Regions from separate parts of the Homo sapiens genome. Here region 1 is linked to region 2. A link is an interaction called in ENCODE POLR2A ChIA-PET data of the cell type or tissue named here. Cell type or tissue: HepG2. All regions are shown on one strand. Links, peaks and the distances in the headings refer to the core of each region. The heading gives the core; the rest is flanking DNA. Region 1 overlaps ANAPC5 (anaphase promoting complex subunit 5). Region 2 holds the start of LOC124903037 (a long non-coding RNA gene).

Evidence for each region. Peaks named below come from ENCODE experiments on the same cell type or tissue, not always from the same donor. Only the 100,000 strongest peaks of a DNase experiment are listed, where the experiment ranks them.
Region 1: POLR2A ChIA-PET joins it to region 2 with 5 read pairs; 3 of 35 experiments call an interaction of 5 or more read pairs at or near these places.

What each region holds. Positions count from the first base shown.
Region 1 is chr12:121,318,587-121,323,586 of GRCh38, forward strand. ANAPC5 (anaphase promoting complex subunit 5) reads right to left here. Exons shown (of 17, transcript NM_016237.5): 12 at 1,799-1,873; 13 at 1,111-1,232; 14 at 1-22. Among named protein-coding and RNA genes, the nearest start is that of CAMKK2, 24 kb to the left of the region's middle. In HepG2, for the core only: no CTCF peak of the experiment used is centred there; no DNase peak of the experiment used is centred there.
Region 2 is chr12:121,364,577-121,381,667 of GRCh38, forward strand. LOC124903037 (a long non-coding RNA gene) reads left to right here and starts at 10,849. Exons shown (of 2, transcript XR_007063498.1): 1 at 10,849-11,240. In HepG2, for the core only: no CTCF peak of the experiment used is centred there; a DNase peak (open chromatin) is centred at 6,995.

The sequences.
Region 1 (5,000 bases), core at 1-5,000, 51 kb before region 2:
AGCTTGTAATACAACCGCTTTCCTGAAACAGAATCAAAATGAACACAAGTGTTTTAACTAGTCACTTTGAGGGTAAGAATCTCAATTTATTCAATTGCGCTATAAACCTCCCAAGGGAAAAAACTGTGCCTGATTTAATTTTTGTTGAAAGAGGCTGAGCGCGGTGGCTCACACCTGTAATCCCAGCACTTTGGGAGGCCGAGGCGGGCGAATCACAAGGTTAGGAGCTCGAGACCAGCCTGGCCAACATGGGGAAACCCTGCCTCTACTAAAAATACAAAAAATTAGCTGGGCGTAGTGGTGGGCACCTGTAATCCCAGCTACTCAGAAGGCTGAGGCAGGAGAATCGCTTGAACCCAGGAGGCAGAGATTGCAGTGAGCTGAGATCGTGCCACTGCACTCCAGCCTGGGCGACAGAGTGAGACTCTGCCTCAAAAAAAAAAAATGTTTTTGTTGTTGAAAGAATAAATTGTATGTGTGTATGAATGTGTGTGTGAGCATGTATGTGAGCATGCTGTGTATACACAAACACACACACACACACACACACACACACGCATGCAGGAAAAATTCTGGAATTATAGATAACAGCATGTTAATGATTATCTCTGGGAGATACTTATTTTCTTCATTTTGCTTATCTGTATTTTCTTTTTTTTTTTTTGGAGATGGAGTCTCACTCTGTTGCCTGGGCTGGAGGCAATGGTGCGATCTTGGCTCACTGCAACCTCCGCCTCATGGGTTCAAGCAATTCTCCTCCCTCAGCCTCCCAAGTAGCTGGGATTACAGGCACCCACCACCATGCCTGGCTAATTTTTTGTACTTTTAGTAGAGAGAGGGTTTCACCATGTTGGCCAGGCTGGTCTCAAACTCCTGACTTCAAGTGATGCGCCCGCCTCAGCCTCCCAAAGTGCTGGGATTACAGGTGTAAGTCACCATGCCCAGTTACAGGTGTAAGTCACCATGCCCAGCTGCTTACCTGTATTTTCTTATTTATTAAGAAAATAAAGTTTTTTTCTAAGCTAAAATAAATTAATGCACATATAAAACAAAAACAAAACCATTTAACAATTATTTTATTCTGGGGTTAGAGTTTTCAAGGTTTCTTACCTATAAACACCCTCTATGCTATTGAGAGCTGTGATTCCTGTAACAAGTGAATCAGCCAAATGATATTTGCCATCATTCATTGCTCTGTCAAACTGTATTTTTTGATCACATAGCATCCATAACTAGTAAGAAAAAAAAACACAATTAAGTACAAAATGGCGAATGTTCATCTTAATGAGTATATGAAAGTATTTTGGATTGCTTAGCAAATATCCTTACAATAATTCACACATATTCTTTTTTGGGGGGATTTAAAATTTTTTTAAAATATCTCAAGTATGTGAAAAAGCACAGAGAATAAAATAGCAGATACATGTGTGCCAATCATCAACTTTGTCAACTCACATTTTGCTTTATCTGCTTCATATACTATTAGATACCAATGAAGTCCTTTGCAAATTCTACGTCTCTTTCTCTTTTTTCAAAGTAGGCACTCAATTTGGTATTTATCATTCTCATTCAGGTTTTTTATACTTTTACAACATATACCCTTGTCTCTAAACAACATAGAGTATGAGCCTGTGTTTTTAAACTTTATATAAATAATATCATACTTGTAAGCATCCTTTGACAAGTTCCTTTTTAGCTCAATATTATTTTTCTGAGGGGAGATTATGTCCCACTTTATATTATAATAAAAGCTATTTTTATCAGAAATAAATCTATTGCCATGCAAAAGGCAGATTACCTGGGCGTGCTGACTATTAGGCGGAAATCGTTCCTTCAAGTGCTTTAACACTTCAGAAGCTGCAGCAAAACAGCCCTAAAGTAGAAACACACAATTTGATCAGCATAACCTGTGTTGAATCCACACCTGCTGTACCATGCACAGATGGTGACAGATTCACCTGTTCCCGTTCTTGATGCAGCAACCTGAGAGATACTGGTCAGAGACTCAAATTTCTTTTCTTTCTTTTTTTTTTTTGGGACAGAGTCTCGCTCTGTAGCCCTGCTGGAGTGCAGTGGCGCGATCTCGGCTCATTGCAAGCTCCGCTTCCCGGGTTCACGCCATTCTCCTGCCTCAGCCTCCTGAGTAGCTGGGACCACAGGTGCCTGCCACCATGTCCGGCTAATTTTTTTGTATTTTTAGTAGAGACGGGGTTTCACTGTGTTAGCCAGGATGGTCTCGATCTCCTGACCTCGTGATCTGCCCGCCTCAGCCTCCCAAAGTGCTGGAATTACAGGCGTGAGCCACCATGCCTGGCCAGAGACTCAAATTTCTAAGGGCCATTATTTAAAGGCTAATACAATTTATTTTAAAAATATTTTAAGACCAGGCATGGTGGCTAACGCCTGTAATCCCAGCACTTTGGGAGGCCAAGACGGGTGGATCACCTGAGGTTGGGAGTTCGAGACCAGCCTGACCAACATGGAGAAACCCCATCTTTGCTAATAATACAAAATTAGCTGGGCGTGGTGGCTCATGCCTGTAATCCCAGCTACTTGGGAGGCTGAGGCAGGAGAATCGCTTGAACCCAGGAGGCAGAGGTTGTGGTGCACTGAGATCGTGCCATTGCACTCCAGCCTAGGCAACAAGAACAAAATTCCGTCTCAAAAAAAAAAATTTTTTTTTAATTACACACGTAAGACATATCCATTCTAGAAAAACACTTACAAAATACATGTAAACAAGAACAAACAAATTACTTTTTTTTTTTTTTTTTTTTTTTTATGAGACAGGGTCTTGCTCTGTTTCCCAGGCTGGAATGCAGCAATGGTTTGATCTCAGCTCAATGCAGCCTCAACTTCCTAGGCTCAATCAATCCTCTCATCTCAGCCTCCCGAGTAGCAGGGAATACAGGTGCATGCCACCACACACCTGGCTATACAAAATCCTTTTTTTTTTTTTTTTTGAGACAGAGTCTTGCTCTGTCACCCAGGCTGGAGTGCAGTGGCATGATCTTGACTCACTGCAACCTCCTCCTCCTGGGTTCTAGCAATTCTGATGTCTTAGCCCCCACCTCCCGAGTAGCTGGAATTACAGGTGCGCGCCACCATGCTCAGCTAATTTTTGTATTTTTAGTAGAGGCAGTGTTTTGCCATGTTGGCCAGGCTGGTCTCAAACTCCTGGCCTCAAGCAATCCACCCACCTCAACCTCCTCAAGTGCTGGGATTACAGGCATGAGCCAATGTGCCCGGCTGACAAATTACTTTTGGGTTTTGCTGTTGTTGTTGCTTTTTTTTTTCTGAGACAGAGTCTCACTCTGTCACCAGGCTGGAGTGCAGTGGCATGATCTCAGCTCACTGCAACCTCTGCCTCCCGCGTTCAAGCGATTCTCCTGCCTCAGCCTCCTGAGTAGCTGGGATTACAGGTGCATGCCACCACGCCCAGCTAATATTTGTATTTTTAGGAGAGACAGGGTTTCACCATGTTGGTCAGGCTGCTCTCGATCTCATGACCTCGTGATCCGCCTGCCTCGGTCTCCCAAAGTGCTGGGATTACAGGCGTGAGCCACCGCACCTGGCCTGTTTTTTTTTTTGAGAGGGAGTCTCACTGTGTCACCCAGGCTGGAGTGCAGTGGTGTGGTCTAGGCTCACTGCAACCTCCACCTCCCAGGTTCAAGCAATTCTCTTGCCTCAGCCTCCCAAGTAGCTGGGATTACAGGCAGACACCACCACACCCAGCTAGTTTTTGTATTTTTAGTAGAGACAGGGTTTCACCATGTTGGTCAGTCTGGTCTCCAACTCCTGACCTCAGGTGATCTGCCCACCTCAGCCCCCCAAATTGCTGGGATTACAGGCATGAGCCACCGTGTCCAGCTTACATATATTTTTATAAATTACTTATAACACTGTTTACCACATGGTAGGCATCCAATGAATATTTGTTGAATGAATAAATCTTTCAATGTCAATAAATACAAATTTATATCATCGTAGTATTTTATCGGGAAAATCAATTATGGTACATGAAAATAATCTGGTTTTTGATATTTTGGTTATTTCTAATATTTTCCATTTAAAAAATGCTACAATGAATATCTTGGTGCATAGAGCTTTGCATACTGGTCCAATTATTTCCTTAGCATAAAACCTTAGAAGTAGGCTGGGTGCGGTAGCTCACGCCTGTAATCCCAGCACTCTGGGAGGCCAAGGAGGGCAGATCACTTGAGGCTAGAAGTTTGAGACCAGCCTGGCCAACATGGTGAAACCCCATCTCGACTAAAAGTACAAAAAAATAAGCCGGGCGCAGTGGCAGGTGCCTGTAATCCCAGCTACTCAGGAGGCAAAGGCAGGAGAATCGCTTGAACCCAGGAGGCAGAGGTTGCAGTGAGCTGAGATCACACCACTGCACTCCAGCCTTGGCCCCAGAGCAAAACTCCATCTCAAAAACAAAAACAAACAAACAAACAAAAAACCTTAGAAGTGGAAATGACAGGCACTTTTAAGTTCTTTGAGATATATTACTAAATTACCCTATATAAATGTACCAAGTACTTTCATACCAGAACTCTGTGCTTTTCTTCCTCTAACACTGAAGTATCTTTGCTTATATAATTGGTGAAAGTAGTACCTTAACTGCTTTAAATTTAATTTCAATGACTAGATTGAAATGTTTTCATGTTTTTGGGCCATGCTTTCTGTGAATGTACATTCATGACTTTTTTATACTCTTATATTGTCGGGATGTTTATCTTTTTTTTTTGAGACAAGGTTTTGCTCTACTGCCCAGGCTGGAGTGTAGTGGTGCAATCTCAGCTCATTGCAACCTCTACCTCCTAGGTTCAAGCAATCCTCCCACCTCAGCCTCCCTAGTAGCTGGAACTACAGGCATGTGCCACCACACACCACACCCAGCTAATTTTTGTATATTTTGTAGAGACGGGGTTTCACCATGTTGCATAGGCTGGTCTCAAACTCCTGAGCTCAAGTGATACGCCTGCTTCAGC
Region 2 (17,091 bases), core at 5,070-10,069:
TGAGCAGGGAGAATCTCGGGATCCCAGGAGGTCAAGGCTGCAGTGAGCCACAATTTTGCCACTGCACTCCAGCCTGGGCAACAGAGCAAGACCCTGTCTCAGAGAGAGAGAGAGGGAGAGTGAGAGAGACAGAGAGGGAGAGAGAGAGACAGAGAGGAAGAAGAAAAAGAGGAAGAGGAAGACGAAGATGAAGAAAAAGAAGAAGAAGAAGATGAAGACGAAGAAGAAGAAAGAGAGAGAGAGAATGAGTAACAAGATCGTGCCACTCCCAAGTCGAAATGGACAAAGGAAGTGGTGAGCAGCTAGAGCCACTGAGAAGGAGTTGGTGATGCCAAGTAAAATACAGCCACTGTTGGAGGATGTTGCCTGAGGCAGAGAGAAAGGGCAAGAAATTCTGAAGCTTCTCCTTTTCCCTTGTCCTCCAATCTCCCTGTGGGGTATCCTATTAGTTCAACCCATCAGGGTGACTCAGGAGCCAGGAAAAGAAGCCTGTGACCACCACTATCTAATTCCAGAACATTTCCATCTCCCTAAAAAGAAACGCCATACCCAGTAGCAGTCACTCCCTATTCTCCCTCCCCCAACTCCTGGCAAGCACGAACCTACTTTCTGTCTCTGTAGATGGACCTATTCTGGAAATTCCATTCTGATGGATTTATACAGTATGTGGTCTTTTGTGTCTGGCTTCTTTTCATTTAGCTTCATGTTTCTGAGGTTCATCCACACCGTAGCATGGATCAGGACTTTATCCCTTTTTATGCCTAATATTCCATTGTATGGATAGACCACGTTTTGTTTATCCACTCAACAGTTCATGGACACTTGGGCTGTTTCCCACCTTTTGGCTATTGTGAATAGTGATGGTATGAACATTCACATATATGTTTTTGGATGAACATAGGTTTTCAGTTCTTTGGGTTACATACCTAGGAGTGGAATTTCTGGGTTGTATGCTAACTCTACATTTAACTTCTTGAGGAACTGCCAGACTGTTTTCCAAAGTGGCTGCACCATTTTACATCCACCAGCAATGACTCTACATTTCAATGAGCATGAGAAACCCAGCTTGCTATTTAACCATGAATCATGTTCAGCAATGTGATGATTTTGAAAGAACTAAATAATTATCAAAGATTTTAAAGTTATTCTGAGTAATGGATGATTATATTCCTGATTTCATGTATCTCTGAACACTGTACACCCCGAGTAGAATTGTGCCAGCTAGAGCCAATTTTCTCCATTGTTCATTAGACAGAAGTTCACCAGCAGCTAAGTGCTGACACATCATTCCCAGCATCCACCCCGGATGGGAAAGCCAGCAGTGTCACCGCACGCATGCTGGACCTGCTGCTGCTCAGATCTAAAACTTCTGAAAATGACAAACCCTAACCCTACAATTCTGAGACATGATGTTAGAGGGAATGGATAATTGCTCTGATTCCTCTGGGCAAGGAAAATGTAATGTGTGAACCGGTTCTCCTGTGTGCATGCATAAACACTCTCTTTTGATAATCCAAGAAAATCCAGCTGAAAGGGGGAAAAATGTCTCCTATTGAATAAAATGAGGCCTGACTTTGAGAAAGTCACGCAGAGTCTTAGGACTCACTCAATACAGAAAGTTCTGGGTAATTAACTGAGCTGCTGGGGAAACTCGATCGCTAGCCTGATAAGCATCACTAAGTATTTCCAGATCCAAGGTAGCATTTCAGCTTCTCAAGGCTCACGAACTGAATTGACCTCCCTCCCTGGGGAAAGGAATTCTCATTGTTGTCTCTGGACCACTTGTTTCATCCAAAGCCTCCTGAGTAACTAGGACTACAGTTGCACACCACCATGCCCAGCTAATTTTGTTTATTTTTTGTAGAGACAGGTCTCCCTATGTTGTCCAGGCTGGTCTCGAACTCCTGGAATCAAGCGATCCTCCAGCCTCTACCTCCCAAAGTGCTGGGACTATAGGCATGAGCCACTAAGCCGATCCATATTTTCTCAGGTATTATAAAAAGTGATACATACTGTTTGCAGAAAACATCAAAAATATAGAAAAGGAGAACAAGATAAATCAGAAATAGGAAAACTATCATTCCACAACCCAGTGATAACTTCTATGTCATTTTGATATATTTCCCTTTTCTTTGGTCATTGCTAAATCTCCATACATGCAGCAGCGTCTAGTATGTAATTGGCATGCAATAAATATTTGTTAAATGTATTTGTTTTTAAATTTTGGTAAAAGAAGTTAAACTGCCAGTGTGGTGGCTCACGCCTGTAATCCCAGCACTTTGGGAGGCCAAGGCGGGCGGAGACATAGGGAGACCTGTCTTTGCAAAAAATAAACTAAATTAGCTGGGCATGGTGGTGTGCAACTGTAGTCCTAGCTACTCAGGAGGCTGAGGTGGGAGGATCACTTGAACCTGGGAGGTGGAGGCTACAGCAAACCATGATCCTATCACTCCTGAGGTCAGAAGTTCAAGACCAGCCTGACCAATAAGATAAAACCCCGTCTCTACTAAAAATACAAAAAAAAAAGTTAGCCGGGCGTGGTGGCACGCACCTGTAATCCCAGCTACTCAGGAGGCTGAGACAGGAGACTCATTTGAACCTGGGAGGCGGAGGGTGCAGTGAGTTGAGACTGTGCCATTGACTCCAGCCTGGGCAACAAGAGTGAAACTCCATCTTAAAAAAGAAAAAAAAAAAAAGAAAGTTAAACCAAGCAAATTTTACCATAAAATTAGGTAGAATATGGGTATCATCGTGTTAGCTTTGTATCTTTTGATTTTCAAGTTTGGGATACTGAGGAAGTACTAAAGACAGGAACAAAGCACAGGGAAAAGGTGGGGTACCCTAGGCTGAAGGGAACAGCCTCTTTAAAATCACCCATTGAGAATCTTGTTCACTGCCAGGCACAGTGGCTCATATCTGTAATCCCAGCAATTTGGGAGGGTGAGGTGGGTGGATCACCTGAGCCTGAGAGTTCAAGACCAGCCTGGGCAAGAAAGCGATACTGCTTCTCTACTTAAAAAAAAAAAAAAATTAGATAGGCATGGTGGTGCATGTCTGTAGTCCCACCTATTCAGGAGGCTGAGGTAGGAAGATCACTTGAGCCCAGGAGTTTGAGGCTGCAGTGAGCCATGATCGCACCACTGCACTCCAGCCTGGGTGACAAAGGAAGACCCCGTCTCAAAAAAAGAAACAAAGAAAGAAAAAAAAGAATCCTGCTGGCACGGTGGCTCACACCTGTAATCCCAGCACACTGGGAGGCTGAGGCAGGCGGATCACTTGAGGTCAGGAGTTCGAGACCAGCCTGGCCAACATGGTGAAACTCCATCTCTACTAAAAATTCAAAAATAAGCCCTGTATTGTGGTGAGCGCCTATAATCCCAGCTACTTGGGAGGCTGAGGCAGGAGAATGGGTAGAACCCAGGAGGCGGGGGCAACAGAGTGAGACCTTGTCACAAAAAAAAAAAAAAAAAAAATCCTATTCAGAGGTGTACTCTAAAACATTTAATTTCTTTTTTTTTTTTTTTTTGAGACAGAGTCTCGCTCTGTCGCCCAGGGTGGAGTGCAGTGGTGGAATCTCAGCTCACTGCAACCTCTGCCTCCCGGGTTCAAGAAATTCTCTTGCCTCAAGCCTCCTGAGCAGCTGAGATTACAGGCATGCGCCACCGTGCCCAACTAATTTTTGTCTTTTTAGTAGAGATGGGATTTCACCGAGTTGGCCAGGCTAGTCTCAAACTCCTGACCTCAGGTGATCCTCCTGCCTCGGCCTCCCAAAATGCTGGGATTTCAGGCGTGAGCCACCGTGCCCGGCCTCTTTTTTCTTTAGCTTATTTTTTCAGAGACAGAGTCTCACTCTATCACCCAGGCTGGAGTGCAGTAGCATAATTGATCCAGTCTCACTGCAGCCTTGACCTCCCAGGCTCAAGTGATCCTCTCGCCTCAGCCTCCCAGGTAGCTGGGACCACAGCCACGTGTCACCACACCCAGCTAATGTTTTTAAAATTTTCTGTAGCGATGGGTCTTCCTATCTTACCCAGGCTACTCTCAAACTCCTGGGCTCAAGTTATCCTCTCGCCTCGGCCTCCCAAAGTGCTGGAATTACAGGCACGTCACTCCTTAAATAAATTCTGCCACATCTCACATAAGAAGGCAATTTCCCTGGCTGACTTGGAAGCTTATATTAACATTTTCTGGCCGCTGGTGTGTGTTTTGTATTGTAAAGACTTTCATCTACTCAGAAGCTGAGTTCCTTGAAAATCACTGCTAAATCTTTTGATGGTGGTTAAATTTTCCAGTGCCTTAAGGGAGATTGGAAATTAAAGACTAATGGGAGCCTGTTAAGCAAGCAGTCATACCGCAATGCATCCTCTGTAAAAAACTGAAATTATGTCCGGGCGCAGTGGCTCAGGCCTGTAATCCTAGCACTCTGGGAGGCCAAGGCCGGCGGATCACTTTAGGTCAGGAGTTTGAGACCACCCTGGCCAACATGGGGAAACCCCATCTCTACTAAAAAAAAATACAAAAAAAATTAGCCGATCGTGGTGGCATGCACCTGTAATCCCAATTACTCGGGAAGCTGAGGCAGGAGAATTGCTTGAACCCAGGAGGCGGAGGTTGCAGTCAACTGAGATCGTGCCACTGCACTCCAACCTGAGTGACAGAGTGAGACTCCATCTCAAAAAAAACAAAAACAAAACTGAAATTATGTTAATATATATTTGGTTGCCTAGAGTGGGGTAAGCTTGTACCACTTCAGCGTTCCTATAACTGTGATTTTCCACACTTCAACGTGCAAGTGAATCACCTGGAAAGCTTGTTAAATAAATACAGATTCTGTGTCGGGCGCGATGTCTCACGCCTGTAATCTCAGCACTTTCAGAGGCTGAGGCGGGCAGATCACTTGAGGCCAGGAGTTTGAGATCAGCCTGGCCAACATGGCAAAACGCCGTCTCTACTAAAAATACAAACATTAGACAGGTGTGGTGGCATGCATTGTAATCCCAGCTACTTGGAAGGCTGGGGCAGGAGAACCGCTTGAGCTCACGAGGCGGAGGTTGCAGTGAATTGAGATTGCACCACTGCACTCCAGCCTGGGCGACAGAGGGAGACTCCCTCAGTCTCAAAAATAAAATAAAATTAAAAAGTACAAATTCTCGTTCAGTTGGTCTGGGGCAGCCTGGGGTTGTGAATGTCTAACAGGCTCCCAGGTGATGTTGAGAATACGAGTCCTCTAACTATACATTGAGACGTGAAAGCTCATGATAGCCTAACTGGTCTCTACTATTAAAATCTCAGGGCACAGTTCTGTAGATGTAATGGGGGCATTAGGCTGGGTCTCATTGAGTTAGCCCATTAATCTAAATTCTCTCTCTCTACAGCTGAAGTGCTTAATTAATTAATAAACAAAGCTATCTTTTTCCCCTTTCTCTTTTTAAATTGAGGTAAAATTAACCATTTTAAAGTGAGCAATTCAGTCCCATTTAGTGCATTTACAATGTTGGGCAACTATCATCTCCATCTAGTTCCAAAACATTTTCATCACCCCTAAAAGACACTCTGTACCCATTAAGCAATCACTGCCCACTTTCCCCTCTCCCCAGCCCCTGGCAACCACCAATCTTCCTGTCTCTATGGATTTAACTCTTCCGGATAATCCATATGCAGATGATAATGTTCTGGAACAGATAGCGGTGATGGTTGCATGTGAAGGTACTAAATGCCACTGAATTGTACCATTTAAAATGGTTAAGGCCGGGCGTGGTGGCTCACGCCTGTAATCCCAGCACTTTGGGAGGCTGAGGGGGGTGGATCACGAGGTCAGGAGTTCAAGACCAGCCCGGCCAACATGGCGAAACCCCATCTCTACTAAAAATACAAAAATTAGCCAGGTGTGGTGGTGTGTGCCTGTAATCCAGGCTACTTGGGAGGCTGAGGCAGGAGAATCACTTGAATTCAGGAGGCAGAGGCTGCAGTGAGCCAAGATCGTGCCATTGCACTCCAGCCTGGGCGACAGAGTGAGACTGTCTCAAAAAAAAAAAAAAAAAAAAAAAAAAGGTTAAAATGGTGAATTTTATGTTAAGGGAATTTTACCACACTAGAAAAAAATATGAACATCTGCATTTTATAACAAAAGCTACTTGGCTGGTGACCTTCTCAAAAATAATTTGAGTTCTTTAGGATAAGGAAACTGAGGCCTTGGGGGTCACCCATCCCTTTCATGGCAGAATAGAAACCAGATTTCTTTTTTTTTCTTTTTTTTTTTTGAGACAGAGTCTTGCTCTGTCACACAGGCTGGAGCACAGTGGTGCAATCTCAGCCTGCTGCAGCCTCCACCTCCCAGGTTCAAGTGACTCTCCTGCCTCAGCGTCCCGAATAGCTGGGATCACAGATGTGCACCACCATGCCCAGCTAATTTTTGGATTTTTTAGTAGAGACGGGGTTTCACCATGTTGGCCAGGGTGGTCTCGAACTCCTGGCCTCAAATGATCCGCCCGCCACGGCCTCCCAAAGTGCTGGGATTACAGGCATGAGCCACCGTGCCTGGCCTCTGTTTTTTCTTTCTTTCTCTCTCTCTCTTCCTTCCTTCCTTCCTTTCTCTCTCTCTCCTTCTTTCTTTCTCTCTTTGTTTTTGGTTTTTTGGGTTTTTTTGAGATGGAGTCTTGCCTTTTGCCAGGCTGGAGTGCAGTAGAGCGATCTCGGCTCGCTGCAACCTCCGCCTCCCAGGGTAAAGCGATTCTCCTGCTTCACCCTCCCGAGTAGCTGGGACTACAGGAGTGCATGCCCAGCTAATTTTTGTATTTTTATTAGAGACAGGGTTTCAACATGTTGGCCAGGATGGTCTTGATCTCTTGACCTCGTGATCTGCCCGCCTTGGCCTCCCAAAGTGCTGGGATTACTTGTGTGAGCCAACAGGACGGGCCCCCCACCTCCCCACTCCCTCCCTCCCTCCCTTCCTTCCTCTCTCTCTCTCTGTTGCCCAGGCTGGAGTACAGTAGTGCAGTGACACAGTTACAGCTCACTGTGGCCTTGACCTCCTGGCCTTAGGTGATCCTCCCATCTCAGACTCTCAAGCAGCTGGGATTACAGGGGTGCACCACCATCCCGAGCTAATTTTTGTATTTTAGGTTGGTGCAAAAGCAATTGCGGTTTTTTACCATTGACAGTAATGGCAAAAGCCGCAATTGCTCTTGCATCAAGTTATTTTTTTTTTCTCTTTTCTTTTTTTTTTTTTTTCCGGTAGAGACCAGGTTTCACCATGTTGCCCAGGCTAGTCTAAAACTCCTAGGCTGGAATCATCTGCCCACTTTGGCCTCCCAAACTACTGGGATTACAGGTGCAAGTCACCATGCCTGGCCATGTCACTAGCTTTCTTATTGCCTCTGAAATTGGAAATATAACACTTGCCTTCTCTACTTCAAAATAAATAATAAAAAAAGTGTTTGAAAACTATAAAGCATTGTACAAACATAAATTTCTTATTGAATGCAGGGTAAATCATAATTATCTATTTGTAAAAGCAAATTTCTTTTTTCTTTTTTGAGACAGAGTCTCACTCTGTCGTCCAGGCTGGAGTGCAGTGATGCGATCTCAGCTCACTGCAACCTCTGCCTCCCGGGTTCAACTGATTCTGCTGCCTCAGCCTCCCGAGTAGCTGGGACCACAGGCCCACGCCACCATGACCGACTAATTTTTGTATTTTTAGTAGAGACGTGGTTTCACCATATTGGCCAGGCTGGTCTCGAATTCCCAACCTCATGATCCGCCCGCCTTGGCCTCCCAAAGTGCTGGAATTACAGGCATGAGCCACCGCACCCAGCCGTGTAAAAGCAAATTTCTAAGAATTTCAATTTTCCTAAATTGTATTTGGTCTATTCAGAGTTATCGCACACACTTAAATGTGCTACAATCACATCACTTTCAAAATTTTTATAATTCAGACTTTTCACTAATTCAGACAGACATTTTCCCAACCCACACAAATTGTTGAGATTTACTTTTTTATCAAAAGATACAGGCCGGGCACGGTGGCTCACGCCTGTAATCCCAGCACTTTGGGAGGCTGAGGTGGGCGGATCACTTGAGGTCAGGAATTCGAGACCAGCCTGGCCAATATGGTGAAACCCCCTCACTACTAAAAATATAAAAATTAGCTGGGTGTGGTGACATGTGCCTGTAGTCTCAGCTCCTCGGGAGGCTGAGGCAGGAGAATCGCTTAAACCCAGGAGGCAGAGGTTGCAGTGAGCTGAGATTGCACCACTGCACTCTAGCCTGGGTGACAGAGCAAGACTCTATCTATTAAAAAAAAAAATGATACAAGTGTGGATTGATACACTTGCAGGCATTTGAGCAAGAAGATTTCTAAAGTCTCTTCCAACCTCATGCTGAAAGAATTCAGACAAAAAAAAGCCTCAAGAGTAGGCAGACTAGGGCGAATTTAATCAGGGAAAATATGTTAAGCAAAACTGTATTTTGGGGAAAAGAGGAAAGCATGAGCGGGCAAGGGCCAAGACTAGAAAGGCAGTTGATGAATGAGAAAGAAAAATAAAATCTGGAAGGAAGGAGGTGGTAGTAACAGCAATTATCTTCTTAGGTCAAAGATTCTGGAACAGGCCAGGCACAATACCTCATGCCTGTAATCCTAGCATTTTGGGAGGCCAAGGAAGGTGGATCGCTTCAGCCCAGGAGCTCAAGACCAGCCTGGGCAACATGGCTACATTGTCTCTACAAAAGATACAAAAACTAGCCCGGGGCCGGGCGCGGTGTCTCATGCCTGTAATCCCAGCACTTTGGGAGGCCGAGGCAGGTGGATCACCTGAGGTCAGGATGTTCAAGACCAGCCTGACCAACATGGTGAAACCCCATCTCTATTAAAAATACAAAAAATTAGACGGGGGTGATGGCGAGCGCCTGTAATCCCAGCTACTCTGGAGGCTGAGGCAGGAGAATCGCTTGAACCTGGGAGGCGGAGGTTGCAGTGAGCTAAGATTGCACCATTGCACTCCAGTCTAGGCGACAAGAGCGAAACTCCGTTTCAAAAAAAAAAAAATTAGCTGGGTGCAGTGGCACACGCCTGTAGTCCTAGCTACTTTGGAGGCTGAGGTGGGATGATCGCTTGAGCCTAGGAGACAGAGGTTGCAGTGAGCTGAGATCACGCCACTGCACTCCAGCCTGGGCGACAGAGTGAGACTCCATCTCAAAAAAAAAAAAAAAAGAAAGGAGTGAATGCTGATGTGATGGGAGGGAAAAAATCATCCATCAGGGATGATGGTCAGGGAAGGTTTCAACTAGAGTAAATCTCAGTCTCTGGAGGAGATGCTGATGTAATGTGACCCATCAAGTGTCTCCAGCCTGCTTTAACAGTTGTCGGCATGGCTTGTCCTGCCGACACTTGAGACTTAACCACATTTCCGGTAAAACTAAAGAAATTTATCACCTTATCCTTCAAACTGACACCGATTTTTTTTTTTTTTTTGAGATGGAGTTGTGCTTTGTCGCCCAGGCTGGAGTGCAGTGGCGCCATCTCCTCTCACTGCAAGCTCTGCCTCCCAGGTTCATGCCATTCTCCTGCCTCAGCCTCCCTCGTAGCTGGGACTACAGGCGCCCACCACCACGCCTGGCTAATTTTTAATAGAGATGGGGTTTCACCGTGTTAGCCAGGATGATCTCGATCTCCTGACCTCATGATTCGCCCGCCTCGGCCTCCGAAAGCGAGAGGTGACAGCGTGCTGGCAGCCCTCACAGCCCTCACTCGCTCTCGGCGCCTCCTCAGCCTTGGCACCCACTCTGGCCGCACTTGAGGAGCCCTTCAGCCTGCCGCTGCACTGTGGGAGCCCCTTTCTGGGCTAGCCAAGGCCGGAGCCGGCTCCCTCAGCTTGCGGGGAGGTGTGGAGGGAGAGGCGAGGGCGGGAAACGGAGCTGTGCGCCACGCTTGCGGGCCAGTGCGAGTTCCAGGTGGGCATGGGCTCGGTGCGCCCTGCACTCGGAGCGGCCAGCCGGCCCCGCCGGCCTTGGGCAGTGAGGGGCTTAGCACCTGGGCCAGCAGCTGCTGTGCTCGACTTCTCGATGGGCCTTAGCTGCCTCCCTGCAGGGCAGGGCTCGGGACCTGCAGCCTGCCATGCCTGAGCCTCCCCCCACCCCCTGCCCCCCGCCCTGAGCTCCTTGGCAGCCGGAACCTCCCGGACGAGCCGAGCTAGTCCCTCCTGCTCCACGGCACCCGGTCCCATCAACCACCCAAGGGCTGAGGAGTACGGGCACATGGCACAGGACTGGCAGGCAGGTCCACCTGCAGCTCCTGTGCGGGATCCACTGGGTGAAGCCAGCTGGGCTCCTGAGTCTGGTGGGGACTTGGAGAATCTTTATGTCTAGCTAAGGGATTGTAAACACACCAATCTGCACTCTGTATCTAGTTATTCTGGTGGCGACTTGGAGAACCTTTATGTCTAGCTAAGGGATTGAAAATACACCAGTCAGCACTCTGTATCTAGCTCAAGGTTTGTAAACACACCAATCAGCACCCTGTGTTTGCTCAGGGTTTGTGACTGCACCAATCGGCACTCTGTATCTAGCTCAAGGTTTGTAAATGCACCAATCAGCACTCTGTGTCTAGCTCAGGGTTTGTAAATACACCAATGGACACTCTGTGTCTAGCTAATCTAGCGGGGAAGTGGAGAACTGGAGAACTTTTGTGTCTAGCTCAGGGATTGTTAAATGCACCAATCAGCACCCTGTCAAAATGGACCAATCAGCTCTCTGTAAAGCAGACCAATCAGCTCTCTGTAAAATGGACCAATCAGCAGGATGTGTGTGGGGCCAGATAAGAGAATAAAAGCAGGCTGCGGAGCCAGCAGCGACAATCGGTTGGGGTGTTTTTCAGGTGTGTGGGTGGTTTAGTTTTTTCGCTGTTTGGGGCCATATTGCTTTTATGAGCTGTGACACTCACCGCGAAAGTCTGCGAAGCTTCATTCATGTAAGCCCCCGAGACCACGAACCTGCCGAGAGGAACGAACAATTGTAGACGCGCCGCCTTAAGAGCTCTAACACTCACCGCGAAGGTCCGCAACTTCACTCCTGAGCCAGCGAGACCAGGAACCCACCAGAAGGAAAAAACTCTGGAACACATCGGAATATCAGAAAGAACAAACTCCAGACACGCCGCCTTTAACAACTGTAACACTCACAGCGAGTGTCTGCACTTCATTCTTGAAGTTAGTAAGATCAAGAACCCACCACTTCCGGACACAAAAGTAAGGGGATTACAGGTGGGAGCCCCCGCGCCTAGCCCAAACTGGCGCTGATTCTTCATTTGTATATCGCAGTTAGTAAAAGGGCTCCCTGACCCCTAGCCTTGAATTTGGGGAGTAATTTGATATTCTTGATCATCACTACCTCCTTTGTAATATATTCTTTCAAAGTATGTCTGTTTCCCTTTCCCCCAGTACTTGTCAGTATTTTGTTTGTGGGGCGCGGGGGGGGTCTCATTCTATTGCCCAGGCTGGAGTGCAGTGGCGTGATCTTGGCTCACTGCAACCTCTGCTTCCTGGGTTCAAGCGATTCTTCTGTCTTCTGAGTAGCTGGGATTATAGGTGAGCGACACCACGCCTGGCTAATTTTTGTATTTTTAGTGGCGATGAGGTTTCATCATGTTGGCTAGGCTGGTTTTGAACTCCTCACCTGAAGTAATCTGTTCACCTCGGCCTCCCAAAGTGCTGGGATTAAGAGGTGTCAACCACCGTGCCTAGCTAAATGTTTGCATTTTTTATGGAGACGGGGTTTCACCATGTTGCCCAGGCTGGTCTCAAACTCCTAGGCTCAAGCAATCTGCTTGCCTTGGCCTCCTAAAGTGCTGGGACTGCAGGTACGAGCCACTGCACTCAGCCTAAGGCATTTTCTTTTCTTTAAATTTATTTTTATATCTTACTTTATTCATTTATTTTTCGAGATGGAGTCCTGCTCTGTCACCCAGGGTGGAGTGCAGTGGCGTGCTCTTGGCTCACTGCGTCCTCCGCCTCCTGGGTTCAAGCAATTCTCCTGTCTCAGCCTCCCGAGTAGCTGGGATTGCAGGCATGTACCACCACATCTGACTATTTTTTCTATTTTTAGTAGGGACAGGGTTTCACCATGTTGGCCAGGCGGGTCTCGAACTCCTGACCTCAAGTAATCCACACGCCTTGGCCTCCTAAAGTGCTGGCATTACAGGCGTGAGCCACCATGCCCAGCTGTATTTTATTTTATAGAGACAGGGTTTCACTGTGTTACCCAGGTTAGTCTTGAACTCCTGGACTCAAGTGATCCTCTTGCCTTGACCTCCCAATGTGCTGGGGTTGCAGGCGTGAGCCCGTTCCCAGATATTTTCTGAACCTTTGTTCAGAAATACCAATGGTGAATAGGCAGTGGACAACATTTGGGGAATAGGCAGGAAGTGGGGAAGGTGCGGAGGGGGTGGAGATGAACACCCAAACTCTGGGGCCTTGCCTCTCAAATTTTAGACACCTTGAAAATATACCTGATTCCAATCTCTTACACAAATGGTAAACATAAATAGGAAGATAGCGCATTTGGCAAACAGGTGCCAAGCAACAGTCTTGAACAGATGATTGAACATTTCATTTGTTTCTCTGTTAATAATTAATCCATTTGGAATGTAAATTTCCAGCTAATCTTTTAACTCTTCTTTAGCCACTCTAGAGTAATAGGAAAAGGGTAGTAAGCTTCTGGATTTGATTTTTCCTAAGTACAAATTATCCTGAGAACTCAAATTACATGATTTTTCTTTTTCTTTCAGGAAAAGCATTCAGGTATAATTAAGTCGAACAACATCGTGCCCATAATTTTCCACTTTTAAGAGATGGGGTTTCACTCTGTCACCCAGGCTAAAGTGCAGTGGTAGGATTATAGCTCATTGCAGCCTTGATCTCCTGGCCTCAAGCCATCCTCCCACCTCAGCCTCCGAAAGTGTTGGGATAATAAGTGTAAACCACTGTGCCTGGTTTACTTTCTACATGTTAACACTAGTGATTAAATGAAGATTGAAAATAGAAACATGCTAGGGGAAAAATACTTTGAATGTTATCTATGGCTCCACTATATTGGAGAAGTTGTCAAACTTTTTACAAAATCAAAATGAAAAAAAAGACCAAAAAAAATTTTTTTGAGTGTCTCACTCTGTTACCCAGGCTGGAGTGCAATGGTGCAATCACCATGGTAGCCTTCACTGTGCAGGCTCAAGCCACCCTACCACGTCAGCCTCATGAGTAGCTGGGACCACAGGCACGCACCACCTTGCGTGGCTAGTTTTTTAATTTTTTTGTAGAGGCAGGGTCTTGCTATGTTGCCCAAGCTGGTCTCAAATTCCTGGGCTCAAGAGATCCTCCTGCCTTGGCCTCTGAAAGTGCTGGGATTACAGGTATGAGCCACTGTGCCCAGTGGAAAAGCAAATTCTTTTATTTTGTTTAGCTTGTTAAAAATTGAGATGAAATTCATATGACATCAAGTTAACCATTTTAAAGTAAATAATTTGGCCAGGCATGGTGGCTCACATCTGTAATCCCAGTACTTTGGGAGGCCAAGGTGGGCAGATCACCTGAGATCAGGAGTTCAAGACCAGCCTGGCCAACATGGTGAAACCCCATCTCTACTAAAAATAAAAAAAAATTAGCCAGGTGTGGTGGTGGCCACCTGTAATCCCAGCTACTCGGGAAGCTGAGGCAGGAGAATCATTTGAACCTGGGAGGTGGAGGTTGCAGTGAGCCAAGATTGCACCACTGCACTCCACCCTGGGCAACAGAGCAAGACTACATTTCAAAAATAAATAAAGTGAATAATTCAGCCTGGGCGTGGTGCTCATATCTGTAATCCCAGCACTTTGGGAAGCCGAGGCAGGCGGGTCACCTGAGGTCAGGAGTTATAACAGACCAGCCTGGCCAACATGGCAAAAGCCTGCCTACTAAAAATAAAAAAAAAAAAAAAAACTAGCTGGGCGTGGTAGTGAGCACCTGTAATCCCAGCTACTCGGGAGGCTGAGGCAGGAGAATCACTTGAACCCAGGAGGTGGAGGTTGCAGTGAGGAGAGATTGCACCACTGCAATCCAGCCTGGGCAACAGAGTGAGACTCCATCAGAATAAATAAAAATTTTAAAAATAAAGTGAATAATTCAGTAATATTAGTACATTCACCATGATGTACAACCACCACCTCTACCTTGTTTCAAAACTTCTTCATCACCGTAAAAGGAAACCCCGTGTCCACTAAGCAATTACTCCCTATTCCTCCACTCTCCTCAGCCCCTGGAAACCACCAGTGTGCTTTGTGTCTCTATGGATTCATTTATACCGGGCGTTTCATACAAATAGACTCAGCCAGGCATGGTGAATCCTGCCTGTAAGCCTAGCACTTTGGGAAGCAGAGGCTGGAGGATCATTTGAGGGCAGAAGTTTGAGACTAGACTGGGCAACAGAGCAAGACCCTGTCCCTGCAAAAACAAGGGGGGGATGTGATACAGTATGTGACCTTTCGTTTCTGGCTTATTTGACTTAGTAAAATGTTACCCAGATTCATTCATGTTGTAACATGTATCAGTACTTCATTTCTTATGGTTGAATAATATTCTGTTGTGTATATATACCACAATGTTTTAATCCATTCATCAGTTGATGGAAATTTGGGATATATCTGTCTTTTGACTCTTGTTTATAGCACTGCTATGAACATTCATGTACAAGTATTTGTTCTAGTATATGTTTTCAGTTCTTTTGAGTATATACTTAGGAGTAGAATGCTAATTCCTTTTTTTTCTTTTTTTTTTTTTTTTTTGGGAAACAGAGTCTCGGCCGGGCATTGTGGCTCACACCTGTAATCCCAGCACTTTGGGAGGCCAAGGTGGGTGAATCATGTGAGGTCAGGAGTTCGAGACCAGCCTGGCCAACATGGTGAAACCTCGCCTCTACTAAAAATACAAAAATTAGCCAGGCGTGGTTGTGCGTGCCTATAATCTCAGCTACTGGGGAGGCTGAGGCAGGAGAATTGCTTAAAACCCGGAAGCAGAGGCTGCAGTGAACCAAGATTGTGCCACTGCATTCCAGCCTGGATGACAGAACAAGATTCCATCTCAAAAAAAAAAAAAAAAAAAAAAGAAACAGAATCTTGCTCTGTTGCCCAGGCTGGAGCACAGTGGAGTAATCTCAGCTCACTGCAACCTCTGCCTCCCAGGTTCAAGTGATTCTCCTGCCTCAGCCTCCCAAGTAGCTGGGAATACAGGCATGTGCCACTGTGCCTGGCTAATTTTTATATTTTTAGTAGAGATGGTGTTTCACCATGGTGGCCAGGCTGGTCTTGAACCCCTGACCTCAAGTGATCCATCTGCCTCAGCCTCCCAAGTTCTGGGATTACAGGCGTGAGCCACTGTGCGCGGCCAGGAACTACCTTTTTGTATTCTAAGAGTTAGCTCCAAACTAGTCAATGCTGAAGGCCTTGACATTACAATTCTCATTTGTTTCTAAAATACATAAAGACGCTAAAACAATTGGCTTGATGGAAAAAAAAAGTTCAACTCAAGATAAACACTGCATGATCTCATTATGTGTGGTATCCAAAGAAGTCTAACTCATAGAAACGAGAGTAGGTTGGTTGACAAGAGCCATAGGGAGGGAGAAACAGGAGAATTTTGGTCAAAGGAAAGTTTCAATTATAAGATAAATAAATTCTGGAGATCAAAAATATAGCATATGGTAACCGTAACTAATAATAATGTAGGCCGGGCGCGGTGGCTCACGTCTGTAATCCCAGCACTTTGGATGGCCAAGGCGGGTGGATCACGAGGTCAGGAGATCAAGACCATCCTGGCTAACATGGTGAAACCCCATTTCTACTAAAAATACAAAAAATTAACCAGGCATGGTGGCGGGCGCCTGTAGTCCCATCTACTCGGGAGGCTGAGGCGGGAGAATGGCGTGAACCAGGGAGGTGGAGCTTGCAGTGAGCCAAGATTGTGCCACTGCACTCCAGCCTGGGCGACAAAGCAAGACTCCGTCTCAAAAAAATAATAATAAATAATAATAACAATGTATTGTATACTTGACATTTTCTAACACAGTAGAACTTAGTGTTCTTGCCACCAAAAAACGGTAATTACATGAGGTGGTGGATATGTTAATTAGCCTTTCGGTGGTGATCTTTTTTTGACAACGAGTTTCGCTCTTGTTCTTGTTGCCCAGGCTGGAGTGCAGTGGTGCCATCTGGGCTCACTGCAACCTCCACCTCCCGGGTTCAAGCGATTCTCCTGCTTCAGCCTCCCAAGTAGCTGGGATTACAGGCATGGGCCACCACGCCTGGCTGAATTTGTATTTTCAGTAGAGACGGGGTTTCTCCATGTTGGTCAGGCTGGTCTCGAATTCCCAACCTCAGGTGATCCGCCCGCATCGGCCTCCCAAAGTGCTGGGATTACAGGCATAAGCCACCACGCCTGGCTGTGGTGATCATTTTACAGTGTATAAATATATCAAAACATATTGTACACCGTGAATATATACAGTTTTTATTTGTCAATTACACCTCAATAAAGATGGGAGGGAAAGAAAAAGAAAAATGTTTAACTCTACCAAAAATAAAAGAAATGCAAATCAAAATAAGAAAAATGCCATTATTTAGACTCAGAAAGCCAGGCATGGTGGTTCATACCTGTAATCCCAACACTTTGGGAGGCTGAGGCAGGAGGGTTGCTTGAGGTCAGGAGTTCAAGACCAGCCTGGGAAACATAGCAAAACTCTACCTCTACAAAAAAAAATTTTTGGCCGGGCGTGGTGGCTCATGCCTGTAATCCCAACATGCTGTGAGGCTGAGGCAGGTGGGTCACTTGACGTCAGGAGTTAGAGACCAGCCTGGCCAACATGGTGAAACCCCATTTCTACTAAAATACAAAAATTAGCCGGGCATGGTGGCAGGCACCTGTAATCTCAGCTACTGGGGAGGCTGAGGCGTGAGAATCACTTGAACCGAGGAGGTGGAGGTTGCAGTGAGCAGAGATCGCACCACTGCACTCAAGCCTGGGTGAAAGAGTGATACTCTGTCTCAAAAAAAATTTTTTTTTTTTAATTAGCCAG